Regions from separate parts of the Homo sapiens genome. Here region 1 is linked to region 2. The links are chromatin contacts, found by Hi-C or POLR2A ChIA-PET in ENCODE. All regions are on one chromosome and are shown on one strand. Each heading gives the region's core, a stretch centred on a gene start or an enhancer-like site at or near the end of the contact. The rest is flanking DNA. Distances are from core to core; before and after follow the strand shown. Region 1 holds the start of TLK1 (tousled like kinase 1). Region 2 has its middle 50 kb from the start of TLK1.

Region 1 (3,051 bases), core at 69-2,568, 50 kb before region 2:
AACAGTAGCCTACTTGCAGCAGAGAATATAACGCACAAACACGCAGGAAGCAACGGCGAAGGAGAGAAAGTTGCAACCATCTGGAGGGGCGGTTTTAAAAGCCTGCCCACGAGTCAGTCTGTCGTTTAAATTGCTCTAGGGGGCCACACAGGGGATCAAAGTCTGCCCAGATAATTTCAGCGTCTCTCCCCAAAGGAGAAACCCAGCAAGCGAGGGGCATCCTCCAGGTCCCGGGCAGCAAAGCTCGCAAAGTGGGGACCGCCTCTATGGGAGGAGTGCGCGGGAGAAGGGGAGGGGGCTCGAGGACGAAGGCTCCAGCGGGAGGGAAAACCCACCAGAGACCGGAGGCCAGGAGGTTAAGAGTACTGAGTGTACTGGCAAATGGAGCAGAAAGGGGCTCGCGTCTGGGGGGAGGCTTCCCACCCTCGCAGGACTGGCTCCCAGGAACCCCAGGCGAGTCTATGCGCCTCGCCCCGTCCCCACCAGCGCGCACCCCCTCGTCCGTCTCCTCCGCCACCCGCGAACCACCATCCACAGCCAGGGCACTACCTCCCCAGAGCCGGGGAGCCGGGCGGCCTCGCGTCCACCTCGCCACCATCCCCCACCCCAGGGTCTGGCGGAGAAGCCCCGGGGCGGGGGGGGCGGGGGGGGGGCGCGGGGGTCCGCGGCGCGGGAGAGGAGGCCCGCGAGCGGGCGCGGGCGCGGCGGTGCTTACCTTCCCTGGGCCTCCCGGATGGCGGCGTGTGATTCAGCAGGGACCTGGCCGCCGCCGCCGAGCCCGGGGTTGGAGACGTGGAGAGCTGGGACCAAGATGGCGGCCCCTCCAAACTTCCACTGCTACTTTGGACACTCATCAAGCTACTTTCTGGGAACCCGACTCCCCCCCTGCGACGGCAGCGGCGGCAACGGCACCGGCACCCGCCTCCGTCATGGCGGGGGCCGCGCTGAGGGCGAGCGAGAGAGCGAGGGCTGGGAGGGGAGAGTCAAGGGGATGGGGGAGGAAACCGAGAAGAGGGGAGGTGGGGAGGAAAGAGGTGAGGGAAGGAGAGGGGACAGGGAGGAGGGAAAGGGGGAGAAGCGAGGGAGCGAGCGGGCGCGCCAGAGGAGAGGAGGAGGAAAGGAGCGCGGCGGCGGAGGCGTCGAGGGGGTGCCAGCCGGGCCGGGGTCGGAGCGCGGGCGGAGCGCGGGCTGCGCCGGCCGAGGACACTTCCGCGGGCGGAACCTGCCGGCACCTCTGCAGTGCGTCGGCCCCCGGCGTCGCCCGGGAGGCGGCGGCGGCGGGCTGTGGGTGGCGGCTGAGGCGGTGGGGTAACCTCTGCATCAGTTACAGGCGGCGGCGGCGTCACGCGCCGCCTGTGCAAACACTATCGCGAGGCTCCTGCGCCTCCGGTAGCGGCGGCGGCGGCGGCGGCGGCAGCGGCGGCCGCGGGAGCAGGCTTGGGGGAGGGACCTGCCAGGGGCTGGGGGGTGGGGGCATGGGGAAGGAGCGAGCGCGCGAGGGAAGAGACTAGAGCGCCGGGGCGCCCCTGCCGCACCCGCGGATCGCCGCGCGGCGCGGGAGCCCGGGGTTGCCGGACTCGCGTGCGCGGGGGCAGCGTCCCCGCGCCGGCCGGAGGGAGGCGCGCCCCCGCCGCGCCGCTCGGGCTCCAGCGCCGCTGCCACCTGACTCCCCCTGTCTCCCGCGGAAGCGCGCCTCTCTCCTGACCCACACCCAACACGGGGAGAAATGCTGCTGCTCTCGCTCAGCTGCCGCTTCTCGGGAGTTCAATGTGATCGTTTCTCAAAATGGAACTGAAAAGTTGAGAGTTCCTTCTTTCTTGCCCCTCTGTACTGTGCAGAAAAACGTATGTGCGCCTCCCCGTCTGCAGAATGGGAATAATGACCGAATAAAAGAGCTATGAAAATAAACATGGGTAGTGGGAGAGTTGGGAAATAAAACTTTCTCGTGTTTTCTAAAAAAGAGTGAAGAATCTTTAATGAGGAAATTGAAAATTACCAGTTTTGTAGACTGTATGGTATAGCAATTCTTTGTTTTAAAACAGTAAGTGGAAAATCTAAATGAAAAATGTGATTACTGAATCACATATTTAGGAAAACTATACAGCGTTCATCTTGCAGAAGGTATGGTTTCTAGAAACTTATAATTTGTTTCTAGTGTCTCCGCTGAGTCCCGACTACAAAAATCCCAAAATAAATAACAGCATTTGCTAAAATTTATAGATAGAGTGTAGCTTTCTACAGACCCACACAAGTATACTCACACCAGGGATTGGGCTTCTTGTACATAAAAGAGCACTCTAGTTCAGGAAAAGTACAACAAGGTTATTTCTCTCTTTAGAAAACCAAATTGAATAGAGCACTAAAAAGATTATGATATAGCGCTACTGCACAGACAAGAGGAAATGGCATGATTACCAGGGGGACAAAAATGTCGTTTCTATTTTTTATTTTTATGACTTCGCATTTCTCATAGTAATGTTTTGTTCAGATAAACTATCATACTAGAAAAGAACCTTGATTGTCAGTTATCTCCAGAAGTAATTGTAGTTGCCTTGTGCTTTAGATACTTCAGTGAGTTTTTAGTCTTGTCTGCTTTTCAAACTTAAGAGGGACATCTCACAAACAACTTTATTGAGGTATAATTGACAAAATAAACTGCACATATTTAAAGTGTACAATTATTGGCCAGGTGCGGTGGCTCACGCCTGTAACCCCAGCACTTTGGGAGGCCGAGGTGGGCGGATCACGAGGTCAGGAGTTTGAGACCAGCCTGGCCAACATGGTGAAACCCCATCTCTACTTAAAATACAAAAATTAGCCGGGTGTAGCGGCACGCGCCTGAAGTCCCAGCTACTCGGGAGGCTGAGGCAGGAGAATCGCTTGAACCCGGGAGGCAGAAGTTGCGGTAAGCCTAGATCGCAACGTTGCACTCCAGCCTGGGCGACAGAGCGAGACTCCTAGACTCTGTCTCAAAAAAATAAAAATAAAGTGTACAATTTGATAAGTTTTGATGTGTATACCTCCCTGAAACCACTTCTACAAGGAAGATGG
Region 2 (2,902 bases), core at 167-2,666:
AGTAATGTGTCCTTTTGTAAGTCTATTTGTTGAAGTCCTAATTCCCATATCTCATAATGTGACTGTATTTGAAGATATGATCTTTAAGGAGGTAATTATAATGAGTTACAGTGAGGTCATTAGGTGAGCCCTAATCCAATATGCCTGGAGTCCTTATAAGAAGAGGAAATTTGGACACAGAATATGTACGAAGTGAAGACCATATGAAGACAGAGAGAAAACGGTCATCTACAAGCCAAGAAGAGAGATCTTGAAAGAAACTAACCTTGCCTACACCTTGGTCTTGGACTTCTAGCCTCCAGAATTGAAAGAAAATAAATTTTTGTCATTTCAGCTACCCAATCCATGAAACTTTGTTACCGCAGCCCTAGCAAACTAATGACAATACTGATACACATTCTCAAAATTTCCAGGAGCTTGTAGGCACAGGCAGTGTATGGGAATGCCTGTTTTGTACCTCCTATTAGCTAATCAGGTAAATCAAAATACAGTGTCATGTCTTCATTTATGTTTATTTACATTTTCCTTATGTTAAAAAGTTGTATTACTGTTCTGAATTTGAATGTCATTATAGTACCATGATCAGCCAAGCAACTGATTATTTTTAGATGAATAGAGCTGAACTGGAATGTGGCAACCAAGGTGTGTATTATAGCGGCCCCTCTGAAAGAGAAATAAGGTTATAATGCCACTCACACCTTCACGTTCTTTTTTTATTATTTTTTTTTTTTATAGGAGACAAGGGTTTCACTATGTTGCCTAGGCTAGAATGCGGCTATAGGAGAGAATGAACTCCTGGGCTCAAGCAATCCTCCTGAGTAGCTGGGACTACAGGCACATACCACCACACCCAGCCATGGTCAGTATCTTCCCTTTAAGTGTAATAGCCCTGGCTGGGGCTGCTCCCCACCAAGACCACATCTAGGCAAGTATTTGCGAAAGAAAAGAATTTCGATTTCAGACGTAATCAGAAAAATCTCTGACTAGTATATCCAATTAATACATCCAATGGGCTAAGCACCACAGTAAACAAAAACAATGCCCTGTGCAAAAACAAAGTCAAACAAAACAAACACACAAACAAACACCCAGTCTTAATGTTCACGGACACTTCGGACTCTGACTTTTTTGCATTGTATTGCAACATCCTTATATCTGAACCACCTAGAGACTAAACTAAACTAGGACAATTTACAAGGGAGAATTTGCCGGCTAATTAAATTAGGGCAAGGTTAATTCATTGAGAGAATGCCGTGAAATGTTGAGAAGAAATCTAGGAACTGATAACAGGATCTAGGCTTCTCTGACTGTTACCAGGAGGGAGAAGGGAAGCTGCATTTGAAGCTGAATATATCCAGGAGGCTGAGAGAGTAACTTCAGCCAGCAGGTATATACAGCCGGATGTGCCAGGGACAGCAGTCATAAGCAGCCAGCCCAGAAGGCACTTCTTCAGATATGTCCACATTATCTCCTATGATCTTTGCGGTGACATCCTTTGGGCACATGAAAACCTTACTTTTGGTTGATTTCTCTGCTTCCTGCCCCATGTTACATTCTTAGATACTAAAAAGCACTCTGAAGACAGATGCTCAACAATTCAGAGACCTCGAATCCTACAAGAATGTTAGTGCCTGTAACACAGTTTACATTGCTGTAGAGCCTTTCATGCGACAAAAATTTAAACAAGCATTGTTTTATTACTTACTTTTACTGGCTCCCTTTCTATAACCGGTTTGGGTTGTAGGAAGCCTTTTGGTTTTCACCACGAATTATATCAAACCGTTTGTCACGGTAAGTTCACTTCCTCTTTCTTTTCTTGTGTAGTTGAACTCACCTAAGATGCATGGCTTACCCTATACTTATTTAATACACCAGAAATATAATATACAAAGATACTTCATTGAGGTGCATACAAAAGTGTAATTGTTCAATGCTATTTTGCACAGACTACACTCAGTCATAAATGTATCTAGTGATATCTGAGTTAAATGGATGCTTTTTTTTTTTGAGATTAGAGTCTTGCGCTGTCGCCCAGGCTGGAGTGCAATGGCGCGATGTTGGTTCACTGCAGCATCCGCCTCCCGGGTTCAAGTGGTTCTCCTGCCTCAGCCCCCTGAATAGCTGGGATTACAGGCGCACCCCACCACGCCAGGCTAATTTTTGTATTTTTAGTAGAGATGGAGTTTCACCATGTTGGTCAGACTGGTCTCGAACTCCTGACCTCGTGATCCACCCGCCTCGGCCTCCCAAAGTGCTGGGATTACAGGCGTGAGCCACTGTGCCCGGCCTCTTTTTTTTTTTTTCAAGACAGAGTCTCACTCTGTCACCCAGGCTGGAGTGCAGTGGTGCAATCTCGGCTCACTGCAACCGCTGCCTCCTGGGTTCAAGCGATTCTCCTGCCTCAGTCACCCGAGTAGCTGGAATTACAGGCATGCACCACTACGCCCAGCTAATTTTTTGTACTTTGGTAGAGACAGGGTTTCACCATTTTGGCCAGGCTGGTCTCGAACTCCTGACTTCAGGTGATCCACCTACCTCCCAAAGTGCTGGGATTACAGGCGTGAGCCACCATGCCTGGCCTCCTCTCGTTTTAAAGCTTGTCTAACAAGCCTTTCCGGACCTCCAGAAATCAATTAACATCTGCATAAGCTCAGCCTGGCCACTCCAGCAGCTGTTTTATCATAGAGAAACATTCCTGGCTCCCCTGCCCCCACCCTCACCCCTTGCCGCCCCCTCCTTCACCTCCCCCACCGCCCCCAAGCTTCACTCCCTGTTATGCTGCCTTTTTGCAACTTTAACCTGACACCCCCAATTTTCCCAACATCTGTTCAGTTGATGTTATCTTTATATCTGGTAATAGGTCCTTGATGTTTGATTTCATTATACCTTTGCCTGGGTAAAT

Evidence for each region. Hi-C counts contacts between places; a loop is a spot of excess contacts on that map. ChIA-PET counts read pairs that join two places held with the same protein, here RNA polymerase II (POLR2A). Pooled maps may share reads with other maps.
Region 1: a loop to region 2 is called in a map of OCI-LY7, with 6 times the contacts of the local background. The contact joins the promoter of TLK1 here to the enhancer-like site in region 2. A Hi-C loop is called at or near these places in 11 of 168 maps with a recorded cell type or tissue (B cell, CD4-positive, alpha-beta T cell, CD4-positive, alpha-beta memory T cell and 6 more), 8 of 37 single-sample maps with no recorded cell type and 16 of 50 pooled maps. POLR2A ChIA-PET finds 5 or more read pairs at or near these places in 16 of 52 experiments (AG04450, BJ, CD4-positive, alpha-beta memory T cell and 13 more).

The regions. Positions count from the first base shown.
Region 1 is chr2:171,159,575-171,162,625 of GRCh38, forward strand. TLK1 (tousled like kinase 1) reads right to left here and starts at 1,319. Exons shown (of 21, transcript NM_012290.5): 1 at 716-1,319. The coding sequence starts at 854. RefSeq lists silencers at 490-729, 1,000-1,719, 1,850-1,909 and an enhancer at 491-1,135.
Region 2 is chr2:171,209,560-171,212,461 of GRCh38, forward strand. It overlaps a transcript of TLK1 not described here. Among named protein-coding and RNA genes, the nearest start is that of TLK1, 50 kb to the left of the region's middle. Within about 2 kb of position 1,417, at least 6 of the 41 ENCODE cell types and tissues checked have a DNase peak (open chromatin) inside an H3K27ac peak, as active enhancers do; they include B cell, CD4-positive, alpha-beta T cell, CD8-positive, alpha-beta T cell and 2 more, where a contact is called at or near this core.